Regions from separate parts of the Homo sapiens genome. Here region 1 is linked to region 2. A link is a loop called in an ENCODE intact Hi-C map of the cell type or tissue named here. Cell type or tissue: sigmoid colon. All regions are shown on one strand. Links, peaks and the distances in the headings refer to the core of each region. The heading gives the core; the rest is flanking DNA. Region 1 overlaps ARL15 (ARF like GTPase 15). Region 2 overlaps ITGA1 (integrin subunit alpha 1).

Region 1 (16,645 bases), core at 8,566-11,065, 1.3 Mb after region 2:
TCCTTGTTTTAAAACTAGAACTAGAAATCAAGACAATCACTGCAAAGAAAGAGACAGGGAACTAATTAAATAAATTACATACTAATTAAATACAAGTTATTTGGGAACTTTTTTTGTAAGTCTAGGTTTTGTTTTTAAACACAAAAAGTCTGTATCATACTGGTTTATCTGTGAGAAGAGGCACTGGTCACAAAAAAGAGAGACGGAGAAAGAAAGGGGGAAAAAGAAAAGAAACAGAATGACAACAGTAACTACCAATATTTCAAAATGTGGTTTTTAAGAATTTCCAAAAATCACACTTCCAAAAATCACAGAAATGTTGTGGCTAAAAAGTTCATTCCTGATACTAACTGTTCTTTAAAAGCCATGGGCAACCATATGGCAAAATCTAGAACTAAAATGAAAAGGACAAAATGTGTCCTTCCATATTTAATATTCATTTCTTGAAATGGATAATCTAGTGGTATCTTGAAGGAATAAACATATTTCTTTGCAATGACTTGCTGAATGTCAGAGCATAACAAGATTATTTACAGTCTTTAAGAAAAGTATGGAAACAAGAAATTCCTATAACAGATTATTTAAAAAAAACACTACCACCTTATTTTATGGGTTACTAATAATCATGTAACTCTTTCAACTGTAGGGTAACTGCCATACAATTACAATGCCTAGTTATTTATGTCTCACAGATTATATAGTACTAAAGAAAGTTACCTGTTACCATATGTAGACACTTGTGGTTGGCAGATGTGGAAAATACTTTACCATAAAGATCAAAATTGGCTTAAAAATTGACCTAGCATATGAACGTGATTTATTTATCTCCACTCCCCTCCCCCACCTCTGTTTTGTTTGCTTTTCCTGTGGATGAAAGAAGGAAAAATAGAAACTTCTAAAGAGATATACAGCTTTCCAGAGTCAATGGTTTAATCTAAGTGGAGTCAGCTACTGAACTTTATTCAGCTGGTTTCTCCCCAGAGCACGTCTTCACCGAAGTTTCTGTTTGACCTGTTTCATTTCCTTGGAAAATTCTGGCATTAAATGCAGCTATTACTGGTCTTAAGTTAGAAACATTCTTCTTGCTTGATTTTTTAAATATGATAATCACCTTAATTTTTTAATATAATAAGCACCTTCACACTCATCCTATGTTTCATGGTACTAAGAGACCTTCGGACGCCGCATGCTAGTTCCACTTTCCTACAAGTTTGTTTACTAGTGAAATTAAACAGTCAATCCCATTTATCTCTGAAATCAGCAGTGTCCCCTAGCAAGAGATAAGAGACAATGTGTGTTGTATAATTTACTGGGAACTAATTCATGGTGACCAATAAATTGTGCAGTCCTCCTAAAGCACCCCCTTTGCCGTGGTGAGATCCGCAGTGCCGACTCTCGTCCTGGCACTAAGATAGATAAGTCCTAAGAGTGAAATCAGTAGACATGTGTCTTTTTTTTTTCCCTTTAATTCTGAATAAAATTCCAGAATTTAGGGAGTGAAAAACACTTCCCCAACCCCCGCCAAAAAAATCTGACATTTTCTTTCTGCCGAAAGTCTAATTTCTCTTTCCCCAAATTGCTTCACCATATGGAAGGAAAGAATCTCCACCTTTTATCTTCAATCTGTATCACAGTTTGGGCATATACGAGAATTTTGTGTTCACTTTTAATTTTCTTGCTAGTTAAGAACAACTAACAACTTTCTTGTATGTTAGGACTCAAAATACGTACCTCAAGAGTTGTGGTACATTTCACACAGGTCAGAAGACAAGCATTATGGAAATGAAATGATTTTATGATGACTTTGCTTTAATAGGGGTTTTACACAGGGGCTTTCCTGGGAAGATGTCCAGGCAAATTGTGTCCAAAGCCCAGAATGAAGGGAAAATTCACCTTGATGTAACATAGTTGAAGAGGGATTTGCTGATTTGTCATTTTAAATGAAACACAAACTCCAATTCCAGCCCAGTTATGAGAGCATTCCTTTGTCCTCTTACTTAAGGGATTTTTCTTTTTCCTTTCTTTCCTTTATTTCTTTCAAATCCTACAATTTGAGAAACCACTCAAGAAGATGGGGTGTGTATACACACACACACACTTCATACATACATCTGTACATGTACACACACATCCATTTTCAAACAAGCGCTAATAAGAGTCCAGTTGGCTCTGAGATAATATATCCAAAACGAATCCCACTCTTCTTAAGCATAAACTTCACACAAATAACTAGATATAAACAAGCCACATTTAATAAGGATAAATAAAATCTCTGTCAAGCTTACAACAGGACCAAAAAAAAGTCATGGGGGCCAGAGAAGTAATTTTTAGGTTATTTGGCAAGAAACATGCACACACACACACACACACACACACACACACACACACACACACACAAAACCCTCATGCACATGTGTGCATGCACAGTGTGTGCGCACACATACACAGTTTTTCGTTTGGAACATTTTTGAACAATGAAAAGGCAAGAGAAATTTAAGCGTCTTGGGAAATACTCTTCCTGTGCCAAATAAGCATAAACAAAATAAATTCTAAAAGCAAATTTTAAATACTAGAGGATGGAAAGTAAAAATGAGCCAAGCTGGAGTGGAAATATCAATCCTGAAAGAATCAGAAAGCAAGTTTCTCTTGAACCCCAATGAATCTTGCATTTCTAAGAAGCACAATTCAGTTACTTGAGCTGTCCTTTGAACAAAAATTTAAACTTAAAGAATATATTTAAGAATATAATTAAGTCAGCTACCTGGGATTTTATTCAAAAAGTGATACTGATTATTTTCCCCAAAACATCTAGGAATAGTGTGGCAATAAAGTGGCACTGTGTTTCAAAAGGAGCCCCCCAAAACCTTCAAAGCTAAGATTCTATTTAGTCAATGATTTGGCTAGGACTCACCACATAAAAAACACAACACAACAAAAAACAAACAAGCAAACACACTTGAGCAGCCTGTTTGGATATTGTAGTACTTGTTCCACAGAAGTCATCAGAGTGTTCTAGGAGCTTCTCGTCTAGGTTAACACTGACACTGCTGGTCAGCAATAAATCAAAGCTATGCTCGTCATACAAGCACGTAAAATCATCACCTTAAATGGTATGAAAGTATTTGTGCTGTTAGAAGGTAGGGAATGGGGTGAGGGGAGGAGCAAGGATAAGGATTCCTTCTTTCCCATTCCACTCTCGGGTTCTCTTGATCTTCCCAGGGTGGAGGAGCAGTAGGAAACTGTTCACCCACCCAGTTACTGTGGGAAAAAACTGGAGGGCTCTAGTGAAAAATGGGAAAACTCTTCCCCACACCTTTATCTCAAGCCTTGGCTTAAGGTATAATACTTTTTATTTTTTATTTTTTTTGAGACGGAGTCTCACTCTGTCGCCCAAGAGTGCAGTGGCACAATCTCGGCTGACTGCAACCTCCGCCTCCCGGGTTCTAGTGATTCTTCTGCCTCAGCCTCCCGAGCAGCCAGGACTACAGGCACGCGTCACTATGCCTGGATTTTTTTTTTTTTTTTTTTTTTAAGAGACAGGGTTTCACCATATTGGCCAGGCTAGTCTAGAACTCCTGACCTCATGATCCGCCAGCCTCGGCAAGGAGACAAGTTACTTGATAGTCAAACTGGGCCTTAAAATTATCACGCATCATGTTATTAAAAGGCAGTGACCATGGAAGGGTAAATGTCCTCCCTCCTCCTTTCATGAGAACACTAAACCATCCTCCCACCATGTAAAAAAAAAACTACTTATATTTTTTATTAAAATTTACATCATGTAAAAAAATTATGTCCAAAACGGCTTGGTTAAAAAAGACCACCTAGGATATGTTTGTGTTCAGATTTGTTAAAATGCAGAGATTTAAAGAACTAAAATTCTTTATTAAAGAATATTTTCAATAATTTAATGGTAGCTTTCTTGTGGCGTTTTAGAGTTCGCACACAGTAGGCTGTGGTTTAGGAGCTAAAGTTGAATGCGATCCCAGAGTTTCTTTAAATAGGTCATTTTAGAGATAGAAAAGGGTCTACAGGTTGATTGACAATTGACAAACTATTTGGCCCACTAGGCATAAACTTCTATTAGATAGATTATTGGGGCTTTCACAGATAACCTTGGTAACAGCATTATCTAAATATGAAAATAACAATAAAATAACAATCAATTTTATGATTCTCAAATCAGAGCTTTAAGAAAATAGATCCAAATAGCATATGACTAAGAACTTACTATGTATCAATCAAATGGCATAAAAATACTTGCAACATGGTCATCTTGAAAAATTTACAATCTACCTCCACGGTCTGTCTGAACAACAAACTTAACACAAGGCAGAATGGACTGAATACTGAGAATAAATGGCAATTATGAGAGCGCCGGGGTTGGGAAGAGCTTCCTTGACTTGAGTACTGGAGGCATGTCAGGAGCAGGTTATAAGAATGCTGTGGCACTTGAGCAGCACCTTGAATGTTGGCTGCATTCAGAGCAAAAAGTACGCATCAGTACAAGCAGGAGAATAAAAATTCAGGGCATCATCCACAAACAGACATGCCAGAGCTTACATCATATTAGGATGTTGTGTGCTTGTGGCCATACAACGCAGGGACACAATGAAAGTTAGGTTTTAGAAAGTTAAGACTCAGCAGAGTGGAGTGAGGAGGAGCGAAGGCAATCACAAGGAGGCCGGGGTAACCGTCCAAGCCAGAGGATATGTGGGCTGAACTCCAAAGGCGGCAGTGGGAACGCATTGTGGTGACCCTGCACGCAACTGAAAGGAGATACCATCTGACTGCATGGCAATGTGAAGAAGGGGGATGAGACAAGGATGACAAGGCAGATGGCATCACAACTGAGATAAGGCACAGGAAATGAGGAAATGGAACTGATGGAGGGAAGAAGGAGAAGGATTTAATCTTGAAGAATCCAAGTATACGAGGCCAGCAGGACAGACACGTGCAATAGGCGGAATTAGAGATTAATCAGTTGACTGATTAATTGATTTCACATCCACTATCCAACAGACTTTCAATGACTCAACTATGGGAGTCCAGAAAATTATACGGAAAAATATAAATAACTATAAATCAGCATCTGGGCTCAACATTCAGATACTGGATTGTGAAACTCAAGAGGGATCTAGGGACTGAAACTGAAAACCTGGACATCATCAGTGTAAAAATGATAGTTGTCACCACCCCTTGAGAGTGGGAGTGGTGGGAAGGGAAGGGAGAGAATATTCATTTTTTTACTTTATAACAAACTTTTATTGTTTGAATTTTTATCAACAGCACATACTACTTTTTGTGGTCTTTTAAAAGCCAATGTTTTAAAAAAAATAAAGCAAAAAGACTGAAGCCATAGGAACAGGCAGTATCACAAATTGACTTCTCAAATATGTGCAGTTAATGTACACAAGCACTCAGGTGGGAACTGAGAAACACAAAGGTGATTTCAACCCAAGTCCTGTGTGAATCTAATGGGAAAATAAAGGCACTGGAGTCAAACAGGATTCAAACTCCTCTCCCACTAATAGTTACATAGGTGAATTCTTAAATTCCCTCAAGTTCAACTATTTTTCTCTAAAAATGAGGCAAACAATACCTCATAGGGTTGCTGTAAAGATGAGACAAGTTAACGTAATTAAAGCCCCTAAAGGGTAGCATTTGGCACACAGTAGGTACTCAATTAAGATTCCCTGATTTTTCATCCTTCTGCCAAGATGGGGAAACTCAAAATTTCAGTCAGGTTTAAAAAGAGACTGAAAAGAAGTGATCAGAGGGACCGCAGCAGAAAAAAAGATGGCACCATGTCATGGGGACTAGCGGAGAGAAGCAAAGCGCCTTTATCCATCCACTCAACATAAATGTACTAAGCATTAACACCTGCTGGAGTGGATAACTATGTCAAAGGTGGTGGAGATGGTGAGAAGTAGATTATTTGACAACTAGGAAAGAGGTCCTTGCCGACTTGCAAGAAGAGTCCCAGCAGAACAGCAGGAGAAGATACTACTTGGCCAGAGGGCTAAGGAATGACTGGGTGGTGAAGAGTGACAGTAGGAAGAAGTGACAGTTCTTTGAGAAATTTGTAACTAAGGGAATGAGAGGCTCTTGTGAAGCGAAGGTTTCAGGAAAGTTAAGTAGCTCATAGGATAAAAGGAGGAAAGTCTGTGGAAAGGGAGAAAGTGATGGCAGGGAGGAGGTGGCAGAGTTCATTCACAGTGTAAGGCCCTGAAGCTGACAAGAGGGTGCCCAAAGTGAGGAGGCTGACCTTGGGAAGGAGTAAGGACACACCATCGCATCGGGAAGCAAGTGTGAGAAGTAGGCTGGAAATACAGACAAAGGTTCAGGTGTAAAGGAGAGCTGAAGAAATTCAATTGGATTACCATCTACCTTCTCATTGAAAAAGGAAGCAAGATTACTAGCAAAATAAGGAAAGCTGATGGAAATGGGACCCCAGGGTGAAGAAGGATCGAAAACTAAAAAGACTTTCCCAGGAGCAGTGAGGTTCCAGCAGAGGGAGGTGGCACACATCAATACTAAGCATTTAGCCCAATGTGATTGGGCTAATGTGATTTCCTCCAGTGATTTTCAGTGGCCTGGGATATAGACACGGGGGGAGTGGGAAGGCAGTCATAATAGTGGGCAAAGCAGAAGTTAAAAGGGCAAGGGATTCTAAGGATGCCAGTGAGCCAACAGCTGACACGGTGGACTGGGGAGGTCAAGGCCTGAAGGTTGAGCAGGGAAGGAAGGATGAGACTGAGTGACAAGAAAAGCGGCAGGTGGAAAATGGCCGTTAATTGGATTTAAGATGAGGAACAAGCACGTTTAGAGGAAATGAAGGAATGAGTAAGTGAAAGAACAGAAGGCTGTGACTGGAAGACAGCTCCAAGCTTGAATCCTTAGAAATGAGGCAATTCCAGGCCATGGAAAGGGTTGAAGCTGGCTGATTAAAGGGAATGCAGAAATTCCTGGAATCGAGAGGCCAGGCCTCCAGCCATTCATGACACTGGAAGCCGTGGTTAGCTATGATAATATCAGAAGACCAAGCTAGGCAAAGAGGAAGAGATCCAAAGGAGAAGAAAATGGAGGAAACAGAAAAAATATAACTTTCTGAATAGACTAATTTCAAAGACTGTTAAAAATAATCTTTCTTTAGAAATAATGCCTTGCTTTTAGTCTAAGTTATTAAAAAAAATGAGTAAAACCTTTAAAATCCACAGCAGAAAAAGCCATTTCACCATTTATATGTCTTCAACTGAAGCAAAAATCAAGGACCTGACTCTTTGTTCTTCAACTCAACACATCTGATACGGTGTGGCTATGTCTCCAGCCAAATCTCATCTTGAATAATTGTAGCTCCCATAATTCCCAAGTGTTGTGGGAGGGGCCCAGTGGGAGATAACTGAATCATGGGGGTGGTTCTCCCATTCTGTTCTCATGGTAGTGAATAAGTCTCATGAGATCTGATGGTCTTATAAGGGATTTCCCCTTTCACTTGTCTCTCAATTCTCTCTTGCCTGCCGCTATGTAAGACATCCCTTGCTTTTCCCCCATGATTGTGTGGCCTCCCTAGCCATGTGGAACTGTGAGTCAATTAAAACTTTTTCCTTTATAAATCACCCAGCCTCAGGTATATCTTTATTAGTAGCATGAGAACAGACTAATACACTATTTCAAACAAGATGGCAAAGTAACTGGTAACAACTGAAGGAAATAACGCTGCTTCTGTAAGCACTGAGGCCAAGTTGTCTGAGCTCACCTTCTCCCTTCACACACTGGGGAAGGAGGAGGCCTGATGACAGGATCCCTACACAGCTTGCTCAAGCACAGGTGAGCCACAGCACATCCTCCTGCAGCAAGCAAGGTGGCATGACTAACACAAGACCTAACCTCATTGCCTTTACACAGCTCTTTCATATCCATTACCTCTCTTAATCCTCACAGGCTCTCTGGGAGGCAGGTATTACTATGAGCGGCTTTTTATCAGTGAAAAAATAGAGACTTGTGGGCCAGAAGACTTGCTCAAACGCTGAGTCTGGCAGAAACCAAGGCCCTCCCACTCCAGAATTTAGCCCTTTCCACTAAATCCCACCAACTGAATGACTGCAAGGGCCAGATGCACAGGAGACAGCGCAGTTCAGAAAGGCCTGAATACTTCTGGGTCATTCTCAAAGTCACACAGGGCAGCTAAAACATAAAGCAAGATAAGCAGCATCAGCAGGTATTCCTTAGGGATACTTCACTTACAACTGAAAGAAAAGATAACTTTTCCACATTTGAGCACATTGAACAATTGTCAGTGTGCTCACAATTCATGAGAAGACAAGAAAACCCAGAGTCTACAGAAATCAAAAGTGACAGAATCATCATTTCAGAGCTGTAGGTACAAAACAGTAAGTGGTCTCTGGGTGTGCAGAAGGAGTTAACATTTTCTACAGAGTAACACCTTTTCTGAGAAGAGACTGGACTGGCAGAAGCAGGAGATAAGAGGATGGGTTGGAAAAAACCACAACATCTTCTCAAACCAAGAGAAAGACAAGATAGAAGTAGAGAAGGAAACTTGGGACTTGTATGTCTGTAACGCCAGAGGACCCTGGGCACCTTACATGAAAATTATCAGAAATGCAAATTATCAGATGGCTAATTTCTAAGGTCACCTGGTGCCAAACACATTACAATTTCAGTCTCTGCCTCACACATCTCACATCCCTAAAAATAGAGGCAAAGGGGACAAAAATTATCTTCAGAAAGCCTGGTGTCCACTAAGCCTGGCAATATATTCTATGACAAGCCACATTTTATCACAGAATACTACAATCTGAAAAGGTTCCCTGAGATACATACTGCTAATCTAAAGAAGTGTTGAACCAAAATTGTAACTAAATCACCAAATTCTGCATAAACCCAGGGGGTAGAATAGGTTCAATATTCAGGACTAGCTCAAACAGGTGAATTTACTCAGATAACTGATGAAATCTCATCTTCTAAAGTCCTTATTACCACGAGGACTGACCCCCCCACCCCCACCCACCCAGACAACAAAAGAGAAAGTCAATTAATAATTATGATATAAGGTTATTCTCACCTCCCCCATTACTGTTTCTTGGAGTTTTTATGAGGTTTTGCAATAAAAATTTATAGCTATCTGAAATAGTTCTAACCTCTTCCACAAGTAGTTTGCTTATTTGTTCATCCTTTTCCTCTAGCCCATGTAAATAAAACACAACCTTCACTTTCATGGTAAGAAAAATATTCCCTTTAATGAATTTCAGGAATCAGGAAGAAAACTGCGCTAGTCTCATGGATCTCATGTTAAGGATTCTAAGAATTCTTTACTTAAGAGATCTGTTTTCCTTATTCCTCAATCTCCTTTAAAGAAGCTGAGCATTTTTAAAAGGATATCATAGTATTACTTTAAAAGCACCAAACATAGCATCCCTGAAAATAACATGTTTCCTGTCGGGAGAAGCATGTTAAGGTGTCTGTGAGAGATTTCTGGGGTTTATTCTAATCCATGTTTCTGGGGGGCATCTGGGACACTCTAGGAACACAAGGGCCCCTCTTTCCACTTTGGTTGTCACTAGTCACACAGATTTTCTTACTACTCACTGCTTGACTGAGTCGTCTCAATTCATTAAACATTCTCTGAGCTATTGGCAAGACTTCAACCATGGTGACATTTCCTTTACACTAGATCATCCAACTATAGCCTTCCTAGAAAACAATGCTTGGACAGTAGCAAAAGCCTGTTGGGTCAGCTAACGACATCAAGTTATAATAAGATCTCAAAGTTTGTCTTTCTTTTTAATTTTTGTTTTCTTCTCTAGCAGTTACAACATGCACCTTGAGATGGTAATAGTCAAAGTATTGACTGAATGTGCCTGCCCCCTGGTGGCTGGTGGGGTGAAGGACACACTGTAGAAATCCTTCGGGTACCTGCATCAGAATCAGACACGAGAGATATGAAAGCAAGCACACAAATCAGAATTTGCTGTAGTGGAGTATTACGAAGATCTGGTATAAAATGAAATAAAATAGAGTTTAAAAAAGGAAAACATTACTAACAAACAGTTTTAGAGACAAGTCACCAAGATCTTAGCTTGAGATACACTAACCCAGGCTCCTCCTGCCAAATTATGAGCAATTATTGTGCTAAGTATCTATGTGCACCTGTTGTTGTCCTAGCTTCTTCCAATTAAATTATAATCTTAAGATTATTGTTATTCGGAAGAAGGAGTCTAGGTTAGCATATCTCAAGCTAAGAGCTTGGAAACTGAAACACATTTTAATTGTGGTCATTGCTCCACACCATAGGGGCTCCCTCTGGGACATGGTCTCAACTGGCTCTGGCCGATTCTGATCCCCACCGGCAATCTCACTTCCCGTTCTCCCCTTTGAGGCCAAATTGTCCATGGTGACTTTAAACCTGGATTCATAGATGCCTTCAGGACAGGGAAAAATCTAAGCCTGTGAGGCAGCAATACGGGGAGTAAAGGAGACTGAGGAGAGACCTGTGGTGACTAGGAACATGGCTTCCTACAGGCATTCAAACTCCATTGTTTAAAATTAACTCTACATTGCCCAAAAAACATTTTTAGAGCAGTGCTCTGCTCACCCCTGTAATCCCAGCACTTCGGGAGGCTGAGGCAGGTGGATCACAAGGTCAGGAGTTCAAGACCAGCCTGGCCAATATGAAATCCCGTCTCTACCAAAAATACAAAAATTAGCTGGGCATGGTGGCAGGTGCCTGTAGTCCCAGCTACTTGGGAGGCTGAGGCAGGAGAATCGCTTGAACCGGCAGGCGGAGGTTGCAGTGAGCCCAGATCGCGCCACTGCACTCCAGCCTGGAGACAGAGTGAGATTCCATCTCAGAAAAAAAAAAAAAAAAGAAAAGAAAAGAAAAAGAAAAAGAAAGAATGAAAAGAAAAGAAAAGGTGAACCAAAAAAGCACAAAGAAGGAAGAAGAGAATGTCCTGAATGGCCTTTCCCAACCACCAAAGACATGCACCCAGATGCCTCAATACGGTCTCCTCAAATGCCATGGGACTACGTCAAAAATATATATATATCTTTCCAATGAACCAGCTCCTGCTCTTGATTTTCCTATTTCTCTCAAAGAAATGATCACTTTCCCAGCCAGCTGGACTTGGAAAAGGTGTCATCTGGACCCTCTCCTCCTCTGTGAGGTATGAGCAAGTCTTCCCTGTAATCCTGTCCTCTCCCTCTGTGCGCCCTCATCCAGGTTCTCACTCCCTAGGGCCTTTTTCTTGTTCCTATGCATCCAGCATTTTCCCTTAGAGATCCCAGTATAATAAATTACTCAAATATGTGCAGTCCTTTGTAGTTACAATGTGCTTTTGCCATATTTTCTATTTTAGTTTTATTTTTGAGTATATAACAGCTTGGTAGGTAAGCAAAAAAAATACTATTTCTATTTTACAGGAGATGAAAGAAATATTGAGAGGAATTAAGTGATTTGGCCATTGCCACTACAGAATCTCACTAATAGCATTTTTACCTAGATCAGTAGCCCATTTCTCTCTCCTGCTCTCTGTTCCTCTTTCTCTCTCTCCCTCTTTCCCCTGCTCTTTCTGGTCTCCAGCACTGTATAAGCCAGTTGCTTGGGGAATGTTTCCACGTGGATATCCCACAAACACATTAAACTCATCATGATGAAAACCAAATGCACCCTTGGCTCCTCTCAACTTGCTGCTCTGCTGTTCTCTAGTTCAGTGAACAAGGATCACCCACCTAGAAACCTGGAAGTCCTGACTCCTCATTCTCCTTCACTGACCCATCCAGTCACCAATTTTCAAGTCTACAAAACTATTAAACTGTTTCTCGAAACCAAGTTTCTCTCAATCCCCACTGCCCACTTCTGCCACCCTCATCCAGCCTATAACATCCACTTCTCTGTCTCTCTCATAACACTCTTATCTGCACAGCCCCAGTCAATCCATCCCTCACACTTCACCTTGAATAATCTTTCACTCTGCTTCTTACAACATTTTGATGTCTCACCAAAACCCTCAAAATAAAAACCAAGCTCCTTAACAAGGCTGGCAGAGCTCATCAGCTTCTCTGGGTGGTAACTCCTTATCTTAGCTTAGGCTACCATGACAAAATACCAAGACCCTGGGTGGCTTAAACAACAGAAATGTATTTTCTCACAGTTCTGCAGGTCGGAAAGTCCAAGATCAAAGTTTGAGAGGGTTCAGTTTCTGATGAGGGCTCTATTTCTGGCTAGCAAACCATTACTTTGTCCTCACATGGCCTTTCCTTGGTGCATGAGTGTGGAGAGTGAGGGAGCTTTCTGGTGTTTTTAAAATAAGGACACTAGTAGTATCAGATTAGGGCCCCACTTTTAAGACCTCATTTAACCCTAATTCCCTCCATATAGACCCTATCTCCAAACGTAGTCACTGGGGGACAGAGCCTCAACATATGAACTTGGGGAGACACAATTCAGTCCATACTCCCTCTCCAATCTCAAGTGAAGGCCTGACCACTTAGCAGTCTACGCTGCGGCCACACTGACTGCTCATGTGCTGTCTCTAAATCCAAATCCTTGTGGAGCCCTCTCCAGAACCCTCTCCTTTTCCTTAGGCTCCCTATACCTTTTGCTTAACTAACCCCTCACTCTTTAAGTCTCAGCCTCCATAGTCTTAGTTCTTCCAAAAAGTCCTGCAATCTGACCTGCAAGCCCTTTCCCCTCTGGGATTAGAGGCCCTCACCAAATGTTCCCATGATCCTGACCACATTTGCCTGTATCCTTTACTAGATTCTTGGCTCTTTGACAGCAGGTACTGAGGCTGTCTGTTCACGGCTGCAACCCTAACATAACCCAAGAGCACTATTAATACATAGTGCTCTTTCAATAAATATCATTGTCAAATGCCATTCTCAAAAAGGTAGGCAGAAAAACAGGAAGGGAAGGAGAGACCAGAGTAAGCAATGGCTCCTTACTATCTATGGAAAAAAGTTTCCAGTTGTTCTGACATTCGAAGCTCCCTTCCACTGGGCCTCAAGACCCTAAGTTCATATTTGAAAGGCTGCACAGGAGAAAGCAGAGCCTTATGCTGCATTTGGGGGTAAAAATAGAACCAACAGGTAGAAATATGGGAGAAACAGGGCAGAGTGGGAAGGGCAGGGGTGCTTAATTAAAGACGCATGCCCACCTACCAGGAAAGCCACAAAATTGCTTCTCAGAACTTGTGTTCAGGGACCTCTCCGGTCTGCTCTGCCTTCAAGACACATTCTTTTCTCCTCTGATTTCCTCTATTCCCACAAGAGCCATCAATTGGAGTCTACCCTCAGCCCCTTGTTCGGCTGACACTCATGTTCACCCCTGCCCTCATACACCATCCTTGTTTGCAATGGCTTCACAACACCCAGTTCTATGCTTCTCCTAGTCCAGCCGTTTTCAATGTGTGCATGGACTCCTGAGGGTCCCCAAGACCCTTTCAGAGGATCTGCAGGATCAAAACTAATGTCATCATACTAAGACATTATTTACCTCTTGCATTGTGTTTGCATTAACATTGATGGAGAGAGTGAGTGAGTGAAACTGCTGGCCCTTTAGCACAAATCATGCTGGTGGCACCAAACTCTACCAGCTGCCATTGTGTTTTACATAAAAATGGCCTTGATGAAGCAGTAAACTATCAATTTTATTAAATCTTGACACGTTACTATTCTGTGTGATGAAATACATACAAAACATTTCTGCTCTATGTAAAAGTCTAAGGGTTGTCTCAAGGAAAAGTACTCGTGAACCTAACTAACTTCTCTTTTCATGGAACACCATTTTTACTTGAAAAAATGACTTACAGGCAAACTATAATTATTCGAACTTGGGTATTTCACAGATATTTTCTTAAAAATAAATGAAGTGGGCATGTCAATTCAAGGAAAACAACTGTTAGTATTTGTTGCCAGTGATAAAATTCAAGCTTTCAAATGAAAATTAAATTCTTAGAAAACTTGTATCTGCCATCATGAACTTGACATATTTACAAGACTGATATTGTGTTAACATTTGGAAGATTTACATAACTAGATGAACCAATATTTTCCAAGACCAATGTGTAATATTACAAAGTCATGCCTGAGCAAAAGAGTCTTTCAAGGTCCAAGAGAGACTACTGGCTTTTAACATAACTAACTAGAATAAGTTCACTGATATGGTTTCAGGTTCCACATGGCAACTAGCCCCTAAGGAACTACCATTTGATTGTTTAGATATAGAATCACAGAAGACTACTCACAATTATCAGAAAAGGCTATTAAAATATTCTTTTCCAACTTCATAGCTGCGTGGGGTTGAATTTTCTTCACATACTTTAACCAAAACACACAACAGATTAAATGCAGAGGCAAATATGAGACTCTAGCTGCCCTCTATTAACCCAGACATTAAAAAGATCTGCAAAGAGGTAAAACAATGCCATTTTCTCACTAATTTTTGTTTTGGAAAATATAGTTCTTTTTCATTTAAATGTTATTCATATTAACATGTAATGGGTTTATTTTTATTTATTTTTTGAGACAGTCTCGCTCTGTTGCCAGGCTGGTACAACGGCAAGATCTCAGCTCACTGCAACCTCTGCTTCCCTGATTCAAGCAATTGTCCTGCCTCAGCTTCCCAAGTAGCTGGGATTATAGGCGCGTGCCACCAAGCCCGGCTAATTTTTTTATTTTTGTAGAGATGGGGTTTCTCCATGTTGGCCAGGTCTCGAACTCCTGGCATCAGGTGATCCGCCCGTTTCAGCCTCCCAAAGTGCTGGGATTACAGGCTTGAGCCACCAGGCCTGGCCCGTTACTATTGTTATTTTTAAATGCATTAGTAAAAAAAAAAAAAATTTTAATTGCTAGAACATTAAATATCAATACCCACATTAATAAAAGCTATTTGGGAGCCTTAATAATTATCAATGGTGTAAAGGGGTCCTGAGACCAAAAAGTTTGACTTCACCAGGTGTTTGAACACTACAGATCCCATCTTGCCCATGAAGCTTCCCTAGACATCCCCACCCCACCGTGCTCCCTTCTGCATCCTACAATAGCATCCACTGGTAAGGCCACTATTTTAATAATGATATGGTTGCTTTATACTAATGAATTATGTTTTTGTACAACAGTCTCCTAGTGTCCATGTTTAAGAATTTAAGGGACTTTGCTTTCCAAAGCTGTTAACCCAACTAGCTCTGTGAAAGTGAAACAAAATTATGGACTTAAATTTCTGTCTGTGTCAAAAAAGAGTAAAATGCACCCTCTAGTGGACTTGTAAGCTCACAGAACACAAAATAAATTTATTGGATTGTCAGAAGAATTACAACTCCGTCCCAGAAAATTCAGATTATAAAATAATAATATATGAGCATAGGGAAATTAATTTTAATTTTTTGATAATATGTTTTTAAAAGAGCTAAGAAAATGTGAAACCAAATCTAGTTTGAATGTAGTTCATAACTAAATGCAAAAGTAAACCTGAGGTCACACACAAAAAACTTCTTTCTTAAATTCCTATGAATTGATTATACATCGGCTATCCAAAATAATCTGTTCAAATTATGTCTTATTAACTACTTATAACTTTAAATACATAGAAGCATTAACATGGATAAAGTTGGGATTATTATTAGTTCAATTTCCAAATATTAAAACTACACTCAACTTACAACCTGGGCATTCCAATGGCCTTCACAAAATCTGAAAAAGGACCTTTGAAGGATAAGAACCAATGCTTGGGGTATACTTTTAACTCTGTATGTTAATGTTAAAAGGATTTAATTCTATGCATCTTTCTCTAGGATGACATAAGAAAAACAGTGTAAAAATACACTCAACCTTATCAGATAAAATAATGTAATGACATGGAAAGAAGTCTGAAATATATGGTTAAACTAAAAAATGTAGTCACAGAATAACGGGTGGCATGATCTAATTTATGTTTTAAAAAATGTACGCACGTGTACCCATGTTTATGAGCACATATGCACGTTAATTCTATAGTTAAACCTTTTTTTTTTTTTTGAGACAAGGTCTCGCTCTGTCACCCAAGCTGTAGTACAGTGGCTCGCTCATGCCTCACTGCAGCCTTGCTCCTGGGCTCAGCCTCCCAAGTAGCTGGGAATATAGGCATGTGCCACCACACCCAGCTAATTTTTATAATTTTTGTAGAGACAGGGCTTCAACATGTTGCCCAGGCTGGTCTCGAACTCCTGGGTTCAAATGATCTGCCTGTCTTGGCTTCCCAAAGTGCTGGGATTACAGGTGTGAGCCACCACCCCGGGCTATAGTAAAGTATTAACATTTGTTATTTCTGGCAAGGAATATGCATTAGTAGCAAAAATAATGGAAGGGCATTTGACTATACTTCTATACTGTTAAGATGCTGTGAGCATTTTTAATTCAAAATAATCAAATATGGAATTTTTAAGGAAATTACAGTTATAATTAATTCAAAGAACTGTATGAAATGGGAATTGTTATTTCATCAACTAGGACATTAAAAGGTTTGAGTAACAATAAGAAATTTGATATAGCTATTTGGTTTTTAAATCATTAGACTGGAAAAGAAAATTTTTTAAATGGCTTTATCACCAGAACACAATGTCTGATTCCTCTGATGATAATGCAAGCT
Region 2 (16,645 bases), core at 6,313-8,812:
TTACATCCCCACCAACAGTGTATAAGCTTTTCCTTTTCTCTGCTGCCTCACCATTTTCTGTTATTTTTTGACTTCTTAATAATAGCCATTCTGACTGGAGTGAGATGGTACCTACCTCATTTTGGCTTTTATTTGCATTTCTGTAATGATTAGTGATAATGAGAGTTTTTTCATATGTTTGTTGGTCACCTGTATGTCATGTTTTAAGGAGTCTATTCATGTCCTTCGCCCATTATTTAATGTGGTTATTTGTTGATTGATTGCTTGCTGAGTTGTTCAAGTTCCTTATTCTGGATATTAGACCTTTGTCAGATGCATAGTTTGCAATTATTTTCTCCCATTCTGTAGGTTGTCTGTTTACTCTATTGATAATGTCTTTTGTTGTGCAGAAGCTCTTTAGTTTAATTAGATCCCACTTGTCAATTTTTGTTTTTGTTGCAATTGCTTTTAGAGACTTAGCCAAAAATTATTTGCCAAGACCAATGTCAGAGAGGGTATTTCCTAGGTTTTCTTATAATATTTTTATAGTTAAAGGTCTTATATTTAAATCTTTAATTTGTCTTGGTTAGTTTTTATATATGGGGAAAGTTAGGGGTCCAGTTTCATTCTTCTGCATATGGCTAGCCAGTTATCCCAACACCATTTTTTGACTAGGGATTCCTTTCCCCATTGCTTGTTTTTGTTGGCTTTATCAAAGATCAGACGGCTGTAGGTATGTGGCTTTATTTCTGAATTCTCTATTCTGTTTCACTGGTCCATGTGGCTCTTCTGTACCAGTATCATACTGTTTTGATTACCGTAGCCTTATAGTAGAGTTCGAAGTCAGGCAGTGTGATGGGTCTGGCTTTGTTCTTTTTACTTAGGATTGCTTTGGCTACCTGAGCTCTTTTTTTAGATCCACATGAATTTTAGAATAGTTTTTTCTAATTCTGTGAAAAATGATGTTGGTACTTTAAGAGCAACAGTGTTAAATCTATACATTGCTTTGGGCAGTATGGCCATTTAATGATATTAAATGAAAGGTTTTTTCTTTTATTTGTCTCATCTCTGATTTCTTTCAGCAGTGTTTTTTAGGTCTCCTTTTAGAGATCTCTTACCTCCTTGGTTAGCTGTATTCCTGGATATTTCAGTGTTTTTTGTAGCTTCTGTAAATGGAGTTTTTTTTTTTTTTTTGAGACGGAGTCTCGCTCTGTCGCCCAGGCTGGAGTCCAGTGGCGCGACCTTGGCTCACTGCAAGCTCCGCCTCCCGGGTTCACGCCATTCTCTTGACTCAGCCTCCTGAGCAGCTGGGACTACAGGCACCCACCACCATGCCCGGCTAATTTTTTTTTTTTTTTTTGTATTTTTAGTAGAGATGGGGTTTCACTGTGTTAGCCAGGATGGTCTCGATCTCCTGACCTCATGATCTGCCCACCTCAGCCTCCCAAAGTGCTGGGATTACAGGCGTGAGCCACCGCACCCAGCCCTGAGTTGTGTTGTTTATTTGACTCTCACCTTGAACATTATTGGTGTATAGAAATGCTACTAATTTTTGTACCCCTATTTTATATTCTGAAACTTTACTAAAGTCATTTATGAATTCTAGGAGTTTTTTGGCAGAGTCTTAAGGGTTTTCTAGGTATAGGATCATATTACCAGTGGAAAAAAGATAGCTTGACTTCTTCTATTCCTATTTGGATGTCTTTATTTCTTTATCTTGCCTTATTGCTCTGGCTAGGACTTAGAGTACTAGGTTGAATAGGAGTGGTAAGAGTGGGCATCCTTGTCTTATTCCAGTTCCCCAGGGGAATGGTTCCAGCTTTTGCCCATTCAGTATGATATTGGCTAGGATTAGTTACAGATGACTCTTATTATTTGGAGGTATGTTTCTTTGATGCCTGTCTCTACCTAGAGTTCTTGTGCTGATTCTTTCTCATCTTGGGGGACTGATGTTCTTCAACTGTGGTGTAAGTTGAGTGTAGTCATTTGGGTTTGTTTCTGGATGCTTTCAGAGGGCCAAGTCTCTGTACAGGATCTTTATTTGTGGGTGTATGCTCACAGGAGTGTTTATTAGCAAAGTAATTTTTGGTGTTGTTGTTTGAGCTGTGATCCAGTAGAGGGCAATTAAGGGTAATGGGCAGTAGATAGGCTCTTAGTCTTGCCACTCTTGTATTTGCTCATGTTTGCAGGGGTGCTCTGCAGTGGGTAGGGAGAGGCCTCCTCCAATCACTGGCACTGTACCCATGTTTCTTTTGTTAGGTGTTCTGGGCCACAGGCTCTCTCGGGCAGAGGCCATGGCAGGTAGATAGGTGACACCTTTTCCGAACCAGCCCTGTGGAGGGAGTCATGCCCTACTCCAGTGCTGGCCCACGCTGGCCCACGAATCCATGTTTGTTACCCATCTCAGTGCTCTGAGATGGGGGCTCCTCCCCTACTTGAGTGCCAGCCATAGATCTCAGCTTGGTACTCCTGAGACGGACATGCCATCTCTGGGTCTCCAGGACACCCCGCAGCTCAGAGTCAGGCTCTGGTTGCTTTGGAGGATCCAAAGTCCTCCCAGGTCACAGGGAAAGTACTCAGGTGGGGCGCAGCACCCAGGCTGGGCGGCAGAGACTGCGCTGTGCACATGCTCCTGTGGGGCAGTTAGGCAGGGACTCTGGGAGGGTCTGGCAGGCGGGAGAGGCTGCAGAACAGACATGCCCCAGTCCCATGGGGAATGCCTGCTTTCTCCTGGCTTGTGGTCACCTGGGGCTAGAGCCTCTCTGAAGGAGATGGGGAGTCCGAGGGGATGGGCACCTATGTCTGTGCTCTGCTCACAAAAGCTCCTGGGCTCCATGCTAGCTGAAGCCCTGTCTCTACCTGCTCCCTGGGAAAATCCACCTGCCAGCTCACACATCCATTGGAGATGTTGGGTACTCTGTAGCTTAGATCCCAGATGTCTGTGGCAAGAGTGAGCTGTCCCTCAGTCCCCTCCCTCACCCCTTCTCCAGGAGCCATTTAGGGCCAGGAAGTAGCCCAAGCATTCAGGTACCCTACGCAGGGTTCCCAGCTTCTCCCTCTTCAGCCTCAGCATCTGTGTTGCCTCTCCACACACTTGCGGTGTTTTCTCCCTAGAGATCAGATCTGCCCAAATTATATTATTTACTTGATAATTTGGGATCTCTTAGTGGGAGAGATGGCTGTGTCTAGTTAGCCATCTTGTCCCCCTAGATCATCAATTTCATTTTTAATCCTAAATAAGTGCCTAGATAAACTTCATCACCAGAATGTAGTTGTTTCATGTCTTGCTACATTAAAGGTAGGCAGAGTTTGAGGTTTGTTTTTTCTAATGATAAATCAATACAAAATATTTTTAAAATTTTTTTTCATTCCATAACGAGGATCTAAGTAAGGATTTTCAGTGGCAAATGAGGGAGGACAAGTGCACGGTTATTATTTGATACTACCAGTTCCATTTGGAAGTTAACAAAACTGGAATTTTTAATCTCTCAGAAAAATCTTAGCTTTTATAAATGTCCTACTCAAACATGACTAGCTCTCATTTTGATTAGCATCATATATTAAGAACAAATCCTATTTGCTTTTCAGTCATATTTTTCCAGCTTAAATCTTACTATAAGGGGAGAACTTCGGAGTGAAAATGCATCTCTGGTTTTAAGTAGCAGCAATCAAAAAAGAGAGGTAAGTGCAACATGAGTTTTGAAAACATTATGCATTTCACTCTGAATTTTGTGACATAATGTTTTATAATTGTTGATAGTCCCTTAAGCAGTGACTGGTATTGCTCTCGGTAAGTGACAGACACTATTTGCTTCAAATTATACTTCATTAGCTTCAAATGTGATTTTAGTCTTATTCATCCTTGTAAGACACTGGGAAAATCATGATATTTACAATTCACATGCCGCATTTGACTTTATCACTTATAACTATCACGGTAAATGGATGTTTTTACTTTCACTTTGATAACAAATGATGCAGTTGTAACTTTCCTCCTTAAAAGCTGACATTATAAAATGCAGCTGATATCTGAAGAGCAGCCGCAAAAAACAACTTCTTTATAAAAAGTGCCTTTATACTGTACAGGAAAACATGTACATTTTTTAAAGTTTTCTTTCAAATTTCATTGAGAAATTTGAAACAAAAAAGTGATGGTATTTCCTAATACAAATTCAGACTTGAGTCCTCAGTAAAAATAGAAAGGTTTGAGTTTTTAACTCTTGTCCTTTTTATAAATTAATAAGCCAAGGTGACGGAGTAAGACCCCATCTCTAAAAAAATAAAATAAAATAAGTACTTGTTACACATGCAGGCACTTCAGCATGATCTCCCCCCTTCTCATGGGAGACTTTAAATATCCCATGTGGATAACAGCACCATGTGAATCATAAAATTCAATTTGGAAGCTCCCTAACTTTCAGATGTTCTTTTTAAATTGCTTATTTCAAATTTTTCCAATATCAATGACTTCTGATAAGTATACGCTTTTCAAGAAAAAGGAAAATACATGCATATAATGTTTACTTATGTCATAAAGAGCGCTTAGCATAAGCAATGCAAAATGCAAAGTTGTTCCTTACATAGAATAGCCAACATTTCACTAAAACCTAAAAAATTTGAGTATGGTTTATGTTGGAAAAGTACATATGATTCCTAAATTTATGTGTTAAAATTTTATAATGAGTTTTATTTTCCCTAAATATTAGTTAAAAATTCCCCTGGAAATATTTATTCTACATTCATCCTAAAGGAAAAATTATATCTATATTGATAAAATTACTAAAAGTGATCATTTTGTAATTGTGTGATCTGAGGAAAGTCACTGATCTTATCTAGATTCCGGTTTCCATATCTGTAAGTTCAGGGAATTGTTTTACATATGTTTAAAATCTGCCTTGCTGGGCTTAGTGGCTCATGTCTGTCATCCCAGCCTACTCGGGAGACTGAGATGGAAGGATCACTTTAGCCCAGGAGTTTGAGATCAGCCTGGGCAAAATAGTGAAACCCCATCTGTGTTTTGTTTTGTTTTGTTTTAAGAAACTGTCATAATGGTCTGATGCTGTATATGTCTACATTCTTGCCAGCTCTGTCACCTACCTGGAGTGATTTGAGAGGTTTTGATTAGTATCATGCATATACAAATCTCTCCCCTGTTAGTTTCTTTTTCTACCCTAATCTTCCCTCTAGGTAAAGAAATTGAGGTGTTACTGTTAAAGGCAAATACAGGGCTTGAACTATTACTAGCCATTGATATCTACCCTAAATTAATTTTTTTCAAATCCCCCAGGGATGAGACACAGAGCAGATAGGTTTCATTGAGGTTTGAGTGCCACCCTGAGAGAGCTTGAGTAGCTGGAACACTAAAAGCGGTCCATTTTACAGCTTTGCTTCAGTTAAAACCTGATTTATACATGTGGACCCAGTGATAAGTCAAGTAGAAGAAACATTGTGGTATAATGAAGAGCACACTGGGAGTGAATACATATGCAAACATTCACTTACCCATACACTTGACATGTATGCATTATACTTTCAATTTATAAACAAAAAATTATGCACACTAGAAATAAAATAAGGAGACTTTCTCAGGTTCTTATGACAACAAACTGCGACATTCCAATCTAAACTAATGCTATTGTGATAATACAGTAGTGTACTAATTAATCTTTAACACACATAATACTTTGGTTCTCCCTGAGTTAAACAGAAATTCACTCCTCCCCTTGAGCATTCCAATCCATTGACATTTAACCCTTTATGTATAAATTTCAGAAGGATAATATTATAAATACCTTTTGGTAATAATAAATTTGACATAGTTAGAGATTTAGACTAGATGAAGAGCATTTTCTAATGTAAATCTAATGTTTTCTCATTATATAGTAACGAGATTAATGCACTGGTAGAGAATTGTAGCCTGCAAGAACTCAATGTTCCAGGAGTTCTAATAGGTGTTTATTATGTTAACAATCTTGTTTAATAATTTTCAGCTTGCTATTCAAATATCCAAAGATGGGCTACCGGGCAGAGTGCCATTATGGGTCATCCTGCTGAGTGCTTTTGCCGGATTGTTGCTGTTAATGCTGCTCATTTTAGCACTGTGGAAGGTAAACACCAAAATTCCTTTGACTCTCTACTTCAATCATCAACAGCAAACTGGAGAAATAAGCTCTGATATATTCAGACTATGTAATATAGTATTATTACAGCAATGAAACAAACGTTGAAATGATGACTAAGGGAAAGAAAAAAGAAAAATGCGTATTTCAAACACTGCACACAACTTGACCCAATTTTTGTAAAGGAAAAAAAACTTATTTTAAGTTAGAAATAGTCAAAAATTCACAAAAGTATCTTTCTAGAGTTTAGTATGATAGGGGACTTTCACATGTGTAACAATTAAAATTTTATAATAAGTATGTATTTCTTTTATAAACAGAGAACAATGAAAACTGTCTTTTATAGAGAAAGAAAAAATGAATTCCTATGTCAATTTAAGGATATATAAGCAGTAGATTCAAGGTTAAAATAAGCCTTGTTTTAATCACATCTCCATGTGTCTTAAATATCAAATAATTCTTTAATGTTTAAATATATATGGCACATTTTATGTAATAAATTGTGTGCCTGAGTGGAGGATAAGGGATCAGCTGATGTAGGGGAGATCTTAAAGTTTCACAGACTCCTATTTCAAATTCTGTGGTAAATGTGAGTAACCACCTATTTTGTGTCAAGTAACTCTGGATATTTATGTAATGTTTTGCTTAGGCTGAAATAGACATGATTTTTAAAACTCTTAGCAGCTGTATAATTTTCACATTAAGTAGAATTGAGATGACAGCTTTTGGGATAAGTTGAATAGAGAATAACATCCCATACAGAGTTGAATGTTTTTTCAATTAAATATCAAATAAGCATTTATTCTAGCATAATATCCCCCTAGATTTTACCTATTGTTTTGTTAAATAGTTAAATTATGTTAAAAATATAGGTTGTGGCTACATATTAATTGTTCTATTACCTGAGCAACATAATTATTTAATCAAATAGTTTAAATAGCAAGTTTCTCTCCCACTGAAATACCAACTGTTCCTATCCTTTCTTACTCTCCTATGACTCACTTCCTCTTTTGAGGGGCTTAGTCTCAGAGGAGATGGTGAACAAAGCCAGATGTAGGTCAGTGGCATTTAATTCAGTAAATAGAATCCATGGCTTTTCTCTAGCAAAGTTCCCCAAACAAAATTCTCCACTATAGCCAATGTCCAGCTCTTCCTTCTACTTTATAAGGGATCAGTGTTCTCTCTGTAATACCTAGCTTTGCCACACTGTGGTACCCAAGGCCTGGCTTATTGGTGTCAAGGTTGTACTTGAAATATAGGAAGTGGTTTCTTCATTTCTATGCACCTCTAATAGAGAGTGTTACTGTTGATTTTTTTCAGCATAGTCTTCTGTTCTCAGCACTGCACTTACCTCTATGGTTTTAGAACACCGCTGGCAGGAGAAGAGGAAAACCAGAGCTGATATTTGGATAGGTTCTTTCAGGCCTTGTACCTCTGTTTCAGACAAACAAATAGGAAATTTCAGTCACCTATTTTTCAGTCAGTAGTCTGAAAAAGCATAAATGTAAAACTAAGCTCATTGTTTCATCCAGATAATGATGTGTTGATACATTCTGACAGCTTCTTAGGTTATTATTAATATTATTATTATTGCAGGCCCAAAAGAAGATCATTTGACAAACTTTGGGCTGTCTTACCCGGTAGAAATAGTTCAGCCACTTCATTGGGAGGCCCAGCAATCAGAACTGTGATTCTAAGGTAGAAGGGAAGAAACTAGCTCTTATCGAATGCTTACTATGTGCAGGGAGCTATTTTAAACATTTCTGCTTTAAGCATTCCCACTTAATACTCATATCAACCTTATGAGGTCGTATGAACCTCCTCTTTTAAGTGAAGAACATAAAATTTAAGTATATTTCCCAAAGACACATAGTGAGATTCAGAGTAAGGATCTGAATTCTGTGCCAAAACCACTGACTATTATCACTCTGTGTTCTCTCTTGCTTCCATTCACTCTGGTGTCCTTGCAACAATCTTTTCGACCAAGTATTTTAACTACATTTTACACCTGAGGACATTAAAGCAAAGGGAGGTAAAGTGACTCTCCCATGATTACTAGCTAGTAAATGACTGGATTCAAGGAATGATCTACAGAGCTCTTTCTTTTTCCAATATATCCTACTGCTGCAGGCTATAGGGTAGGGCTCTTTACTCTGGAGCTCCAGGAGTTGGGTTTTGTTCAAGAGAGTCATGAACTCTCTTAAACACATAATACTGTCTTTGGTTTTGGAATGAGGGTCCCTGGTTGGATTCAGACTTTCGGTAGTTCCATTATATCAAGAAGGCTAATCCCACTTCCCCCTACTTTAAAGTTCTGTTGGAAGCTGCCTGAAGCATGAGTTCAGTTGCAGTAGGTTCAGAAGAGCTACTCTTATCCCAGACATCTTTTTTATTCTAACTAGATCTGGATCAGACACCTCAGGACTATCCCTTCTTCCTTCCTTTCCTGAATCCCACCAGTTTGGAGTTCATTGGAACTCCCAAGTCTGAGTCTCTGTGTAAGAGACAGGCCAAAAGTTTCTCTTAGAGCAGAGATTCACTTTCAAAAGACACAGTCTTTATATCTTTGTCTTCATCATACACATGGCAAAAATTAAAGCTTGACAAAGTGTTAGTAGCTGCTTAATACACTTCATGATTGATGGGAGGAATCTTGTAGGGGACGTAGGTTTAAATAGGTGGAGAAACTTGTCCTGAACTGTGGTACCACATGCCGGGGGAGATGCCAGCACACCAGGAGCCATGAGAGACTCAGAACATTCCTCTCTCCTAACTTGATGTCATAATGATGCCTGAAGTTCCTCAACTGATGATTTATTTATTAATCCTAAAGCTTTATTCTTCATCCAATATACATGTTCTGGGTGGGTGTGGATGGGGACTGGTGTCTCACCACTTTTTAGTCTTTTATACATTAGTATGAATTTATTCATTCAGCAATTATTCCATGTTATATTCATTAAGCACTTACTTTTCTGACAGTTATCACCTCATTAGAGCCTTTGCCATAGGGTTTTGAACAAGGGATCATGAAGCAAACACAGGAAGGAAAAAATGAAAGCCAGTGCTGCAAAGAAAGTGTTGGGGCTGAAAACAAACTCTATTGGTTTCAAATTTGGGCTAGGATTGGCCCAGTCCATCTTGAAGCTATAAACTATTTTCTCCTAATCTCCACTCTTTGCCACTCAACTTCTCTTAAAAACCCATGTTAATTGGTTGGGTGGAGTGCTTAGATAACAGAAGTTATTTTAAAATAGAACATTTAATGTGTAGAAGCCAAGGAGCATTGTAAAGAAGCAAAAAGAGCTGTGAGAGATCAGAAGCAAAGCAGAGTGGGAAGGAGAAAAAGTCTTAGAATCCACCACCTGCTTTTGTGAAAGCCTTGTCTGTTTATTTTTGACTCAGGACATGCAGGCACAAGTTAAGAAGCCTAATGGTTTGTGAATCTGGAACTTTTATACTTGGCTCATATGAAAAAGCCTGAGACGTGTAGGAGAGCTGGCATTTGGGGAAGAAAAACTTATTGTTTTCATGTGTATTTGTTCCGTTACCGCCTTTTCTTCATCTACCACCAACTAGATGATGGCATAATAGAAGACATGAGCCCTGAATAAAAATTTTCCAACCTAAAAGTGCATATTTTTGAGGGTTTATCCCCTCTAAGCCCTCAGTTGTTTAATAATTATTTTATAAACACATAGTTCCCTGGCATAATTTGCCATAATTTCGTGATTAAAATGATGTAGAGGTGCCACACTTTTAAAGAATTAACTCATTGCCTTTGCTCGATCTATTATAGCCCCCTCTCAAATTTAAAAAATATATACAAATTTGAAAAATCACTTACCTATGACCCTTAATTTTCTTTTTTTAAAAATAAGCATTTTAGGTTAGATAATTGCAAAGATCCCTTCTATCCCCCATACTTAGTTTTGTTATTCTATAGGATGGGAAACAATTGCAGCACTTATAACTTTTTATGATGCCCCAAATTGCAAAGCATAATGAAATATGGCTCACCATCCACCACGATGTGAAATTTTTCTTATGGTCAACAACTTCATTTTTTATTTCCAAATGATATAGTGTGTTTTCAAGAGGCTTTTTATATCAAATCTATATAAGCAGACGTCCTGATGCATTTAAAGTTAATACAGACAACTCAGAAATCTCCCTAACGCCCTAGCCATAATATACCTGTCAGATTCCCTACCATCTCTAATGACCTCAACTTATGGTCATCGATCATTTGATGGAAATTTCTCTGCCACATCCCTGAAAAAAAAGATGATGGCAAAGAAGAGACAATGCTAGCTAATTGCAGTTTGTCTCCCAAAATATTTTCCCAGAAGCTTTTAATTAGTTCAATGTGTATACTATATTTTACTAGGGGTCATGGTGTATTTAACCAATGAAAATATTAAAAATGAAACCGCGGCCCGGCGCGATGGCTCACGCCTGTAATCCCAGCACTTTGGGAGGCCGAGGCAGGCAGATCATGAGGTCAAGAGATAGAGACCATCCTGGCCAACATGGTGAAACCCCGTCTCTACTGAAAATACAAAAATTAGCTGGGCATGGTGGTGCATGCCTGTAGTCCCAGCTACCCAGGAGGCTGAGGCAGGAGAATCACTTGAACCCGGGTGGCGGAGGTTGCAGTGAGCGGAGATCACGCCACTGCACTCCAGCCTGGTGACAGAGTGAGACTGTCTCAAAAAAAAAAAAGAAAAGAAAAAAAAAGAAACAGCAATTTAATAAATGTCATTTTTTGACATTGAATATTAATAGGTCAATGAGAAAATATTTCTTAATTATATTAGTTGTGTGCCCAGCATTGCCAATATACTATTAAATTTAATTCTATCCAAAGGATTAATATTTGCTACCTAAATTAAAATAGTTAATTGTGTTATGTTTTGTGTTTTCTCAACAGATTGGATTCTTCAAAAGACCACTGAAAAAGAAAATGGAGAAATGAAATATTTTATGAAAGAAAATAATAACAATTATTCAATAATCTATCCTCAGGTTTGCCTCAAATATGTGACAAGAAATGTATAATTCATGACATAGTCATGTAACTATGTAATCCATCAGGGATTCATTACTTGGAAAATGACAGGTCATGCATTATCCAAAAACAATACCAAAAAGACATATTTTATAAAATGACAAAAAATATTTTACATAATTACTCATTTTTGTTGAGTAAGCAAAATTACAAAGTGTTTTTAAAAAAACCTGTACAAATATGTTTATGTATTAAATCACCATCCAAAATATTTAAGGAATATATAAAAAGATTTTTATGATCATAGAAACATCTATTTTCAAAACAATATAAATTAAGCTTTTCCCCTTGATTCCTGTTGGATATCCATGTTCAGCATGACAGTCAGCACTCGTAAATGCCAAGAAAAGAATTACCTGAAAAAGATCATTTCTCCCTATTCAAATGAGAATATTTTCCCTTGGTAGAATCCATATACAATATGGATTGAAAATTAAGTCACCAAGAATACATTTAGCATCTTTGTGTTGGGTTCTATACCTAAAAATTTTCCCTCCCTGCCCAAGGTGATTGGAAAGTACTGCAATTGAGCTAAAATTTTATCTAGGATGGAAAATCAGGATAGACTCGTTTAAAAACAAGTATATTAAATGGGTTAAATTAAGCTTTTACAGAACATGCTTAATTTTGATATTGAGCTCTAAATGCAAAACTCTTTTATACTGAAAAAACACTTAAAGTAGTTTTGTGTGGCATCACAGTGATTTGTCATGAAAAGCCATATATGGGGGACATGCTAAAATGGCTTCTGAATGAAATACGACAGCAGAGAAAGATGCCACTGAAATGCTGAAATTATCTTTGCTGAGCAGCTTTTGAATGCTAAGGGTTCCAGTATGTGACCCAAAGAAAGAGTTGTCTCAACTCCTTGGTACAGGGTTCATTCAAACCCCCAAGCTGTGAGAGTGTGTTTATTTTTAATTTTTTAAAAGGTATTTAATTTCCAACCACACTTCTTATTTTTTTGAAAAGACAATTTTCCATTTCAGTATTACATTTTACCAAGAAGTCACTGCTTTTTAGGTGTGTTGCATCAATATTTAAATAAAATCCCAGAAATGTATTTTAAAGAATTTCAGGTTTGAAAACTCAAACCAACAGGAAGATATCACACCTTTGTATGTGCTTCTTTGTTCTTGAAGTAGTCATTATGGTTCATTGGAATCTACTGTAGCATAAGCTCCTAGGTTGCTCCATTTCTTAGGAAAATAGCAATGAATGAATGTATAGTAGCTGCATGTGTGAACTACTGCTGTAAAGTTTGCTGACATTTCTGCAACAACATTTCTCCATCTGATTTACCAGAACCTGTAACAAGACCAGAACATGTATTCATCCAGAAACTCCTGGGCTCTGCTTTGTTCAAAGAGGAGCAAATCCACATAGAAATTAAATGTTATAAATTTATTTTTTTAAACTAATTTCCAAAGAATTTAGCTGAAGACTCAGAGTCAGCCTACCTCTTGACTCTCCACATCCGCATCTAAGATCCTGAAGGCCAAAGGAATGCGCCTGTGGGATGCCAAAGCCATCAGTAGCTGGAAGAAAGAATACCTCTTTCTAGAGGTTTGGTGTCCTCTTGCTGGCCTGTCATTATTTGGAAATACGCGCTTTTGGAATTTCCTTCATTTTCGCTATTTCCAGGTTCAGAAATCATACCTACCACTTGTTCTTTCTTTGCCCAGTAAAACTCAGGGTTTCTCTTATTCAGAGTTACCATGTTGCACACCCCCAGTGCTCAGCCTGCCCAGAAGCCCTTCTCTGATCTCAGCAAGATCTTAGTAGTAAAGCTAACGGATCCATTGAAATTCATACTCAGCATCTGTGACTACTAGACAAAGCCCATTTACTGAACCATAAGTGTGCACTTTTAAACTAAATTGTTAACTGAAAGGGAAAAAATAGAAATGAGGGCATTTTGAAGTTTTTAGAAAAGAGAGGAAGAGCTGTTGGCCAGATCAAAGAGATACTTATAAGCCCGGCACAATTTTTAACATAAGTCATTCCTGGCTATTAAGTAAAATATTTCATGAACCAGAAGTCCTGTTTCTCTAATATTATAATTTGTTGAGGTTTGTGTGTGTGTGTGTGTGCATGTGCAGACACATGTACACATATAAATTGAATACAAAAATAGCTCTATAACACCAAAAAACAGAGTTTACAGAAAATAAACACAAAAGCTATATCTGCAAGACAAGTTTGATTCATCTAGTTTCATATAGTTTCATATAGTTTCATTTTTATTAATATTTAGGTTTAACTTATAGTTCTGCAATTATTTAAAAAACAAGTACAGAGCGTTTGATTAAAAAAAGTCAACAAATGTTTCAAAACAGCTTTGTACAAATGTTATAAAACATATTTAATGATTAAGAAATGTACTAGACTCTATCATTTACTTTTAAAACATTTAATTAGAAAAACAGGTGATATTTAAGACTATTTATAAACTTATTGGCCAAATTGCCAAAAAGTTTCTTTTTCTCTAACTTTGGTATTCTAAATAATTGATTATTGCTCCCATTGTAAACTGAACCATGTATGCACTCTCTTTTCTGACCAAACTACAATGGTATATTGGTAAATTATTTAACAACACACTGTCCAGGAGGGAAAAAAAAAACAGTCTCTGATTTGTATCATTTGCCAATTTCCATGGTCCAAATATTCTCTCTCCATTTTCAAACTACCAAAGTGACCCTAATCAGCTTACAAAATTCCTGGAAATGTATCTGCCACCTCTTACCAACCAGTGTGAGCTGACTTCAGCACACCACTGAGACAGATTACACGATAGACAGATAGATAGATAGATAGATAGATAGATAGATAGATAGATAGATAGATATTGATAGAGAACATGTTGTGTCTATATACATATCCAATGACACACAGTATAATCATGTTTTAAATTATGCCAAAAGTACTGATTATATCAAGCCCAGTAAACATAATGCTACACAGCACCCATTCTTTAATTTTGATTTCTAAAATTATAACCTTCCTTTGATATTAATAAAATGTTATGAACTTGCAGGAGAAGGAAGGAGTTGAAAGAAGGAAAATATAAAGGGTGATCCACAGTGAAAATCAGACCTACACAAGCCACAAAAAAATTGTCTCATTTTCCCAAGGAATTCAAAGTCCTGTGATACACATTACAAAAGATGACACTTTGTAAATATTTTGAACTTCTATGATCCAATTTCAACTTCATTGGTCCAATTTGTCAAACTATTTTCCTCTGAGCACTAGATTCATGGGCAATTTAATCTCTGAATATTTTCTGTGTCATAAGTGTGCTTGAAAAGAGGCTTGTAGTAAACAGATATTTTTACAAAATTTGATGCTTCTGCAACCATAATAATTTTATCTATAAATGCGTATATACATATATATATATATATATATACACATACACTCACATGCAGATATTTACATATATAGATATTCTCTTTTCCTTTTATAAAATCAAAGTCTAGGCTCAATTGGAAAATGGAAATATTTGCACCAAAAGAAAAAAGTGCCATTGTTGTGATCAATGGAGTAAAGCTGGGGTATAGTAGAGGCTGGGGAATCCCTGCCCATGTTCTCTCCAAGGCCACAGCTTGCACACCGTGAATGGTGGCCCCACTGGCTCCATGGAGTGTGCCTTCACGCGGGGGAATGTCCTTGTCCAACACGCTGTAATCTACTCCATGGGAACTGACTGTCCTGCTTTTCACAACATTGAGAAACAGGCCCAGAGCCTGTCTCATGTGCCAGGTGCAGTCACATTATTGTTAAAATAAAGTGGCTTCTGACAAATCAGTTTTTCAAAATAGCATCCTATGTACTTTTCATTTCTTCCAACAACCCTCAGGCCCCCTTTTGCCAGTTTTCTCCCCCAGGGGAGATTTTCAAGACTACTGGAGAAAAATCTGTTAATAAAACATTTGCTCTGAGTACCAGCTTCAGTGACTCAATCATTTATACAGGATTTCAGTGTTTTGTTCTGCAGCGGTGTTCTAAAGGGTTCACATAGTATAATGGAGGAGGGACAAAGCAGAATATACTTCCAAGCTGGAACATCTTTAAGACATTTACAAACTGTTATGGGACACTATCAGCAACTACGCCTGGGGAAGCTAGCAGGATTTAGCTCTTCAATGGCCCTCCAAATGCACCCAACAATCGCCAACCTCACCCATGGAAATCATCTAAAAAATGAAAAGAAGGGCCTTAAAGTCCTCACATGGATGCTGTATTTATAACTAAAATGTACAGTTTAATTCTAAATAGCAGGCTTTTAAATGCAAACAGCTTCCAGGTGAGTCCTCTGGCTGCCAATCAGACTGCTGATTCTAAACCATTCTCACACAGAATTTCTGAAACCAACACCAGGTATTAATTGTTAACTGCAGTGAAAGGAAACCAAGGCACATTACAAAAGGCTAAATGCTGCTGTTTCTAAGTGGAAGCACTGTTGAACAACACTCTTAGGTGGAATAAGAAAATTAGGGTTAAACTGTAACATTGTAATCGGACGAACAAATCAGCATCTTTGATCCTCAGGTTAAAATTTAATCTTAAATTTAGAAATTCAAAGTAACAGCCTTTAACCATTAACCTTGAGGAAAATGTGAAGTAGCATCTGGAGTCTCTTAAGCCCCAGCCCTGTTGTCCCCTACAGCATCTCCACCCAGGAAGTCCAGTTCCTAACTAATGGGAATGGATCCTTTTCCCATTATAAAGGGCCGATGCTTAACCCTTGAACCCACTACTGTTCTTATGCCCCAAGATCTGCACCTTACATCAGGCACCCGGGAATGCTTCTCATTGAAATTTTACCATACCAAAAAATATGTAAGGGTGACTCATCACTCCTAACTTTGGACTCCTTGCTTTGAGATCGGTATTTTTTTCTCTCTCTTTACATATAGCAAAAGCTTTCCCCAGTAGCTGATGAATTTAGAACTTTATACAAGACTCCCTAGCATTTTCCTCCTCCCACAGGCTGGAGAATTTCAGTGCTATGAGACTGGGCAGTAGGAGCCAGAGCCAATTTGCAGGATCTCTTTTCCTTCTGCCTTCCAGTTGGCTTCTCTTCTCAGCTGCGTGGTGGGGATGATTTGGGGTTTCCTCAGCAAGGCCATTCTCTGCCTTGTGCCCATAGCAGGGCCTTGGGTGGTGACATGTTATCTTTGTTGGTGAGCAGACACTCAGAGATCCTTTAATTATCTGACACACCAGGGAAATCTTGGCAATCAACTAAGGACCTGTGACACTCATAACTATGTTTACATTTGGCTTTAGCATATTTCAGGTAATATCTTTATGAAAAAAAGATGAAGTATGGAATTGTAGGAACTCTTTTGCAATAGACTGAGATCCAATGTTTAAATCTTTTTATTTCAGTTTGATCTGTGCCTTTAGATTGGGGACAAAATTTTAAAAACAAATCTTCCAAATGACACCACAATGAAAGCCAGTT

What was found. Peaks named below come from ENCODE experiments on the same cell type or tissue, not always from the same donor. Only the 100,000 strongest peaks of a DNase experiment are listed, where the experiment ranks them.
Region 1: it touches region 2 in a loop (4-fold over the local background); 18 of 110 quality-filtered maps call a loop at or near these places.

What each region holds. Positions count from the first base shown.
Region 1 is chr5:54,219,475-54,236,119 of GRCh38, forward strand. The region is part of intron 1 of ARL15 (ARF like GTPase 15); the gene reads right to left. Among named protein-coding and RNA genes, the nearest start is that of ARL15, 83 kb to the right of the region's middle. In sigmoid colon, for the core only: CTCF peaks have their summits at 9,896 (motif pointing left) and 10,102; a DNase peak (open chromatin) is centred at 9,897.
Region 2 is chr5:52,941,376-52,958,020 of GRCh38, forward strand. ITGA1 (integrin subunit alpha 1) reads left to right here. Exons shown (of 29, transcript NM_181501.2): 27 at 3,568-3,660; 28 at 5,970-6,086; 29 at 11,032-16,645. The coding sequence ends at 11,076. ITGA2-AS1 (ITGA2 antisense RNA 1) reads right to left here. Exons shown (of 4, transcript NR_186583.1): 3 at 7,450-7,532. Among named protein-coding and RNA genes, the nearest start is that of ITGA2, 40 kb to the right of the region's middle. In sigmoid colon, for the core only: a CTCF peak has its summit at 7,300; a DNase peak (open chromatin) is centred at 7,316.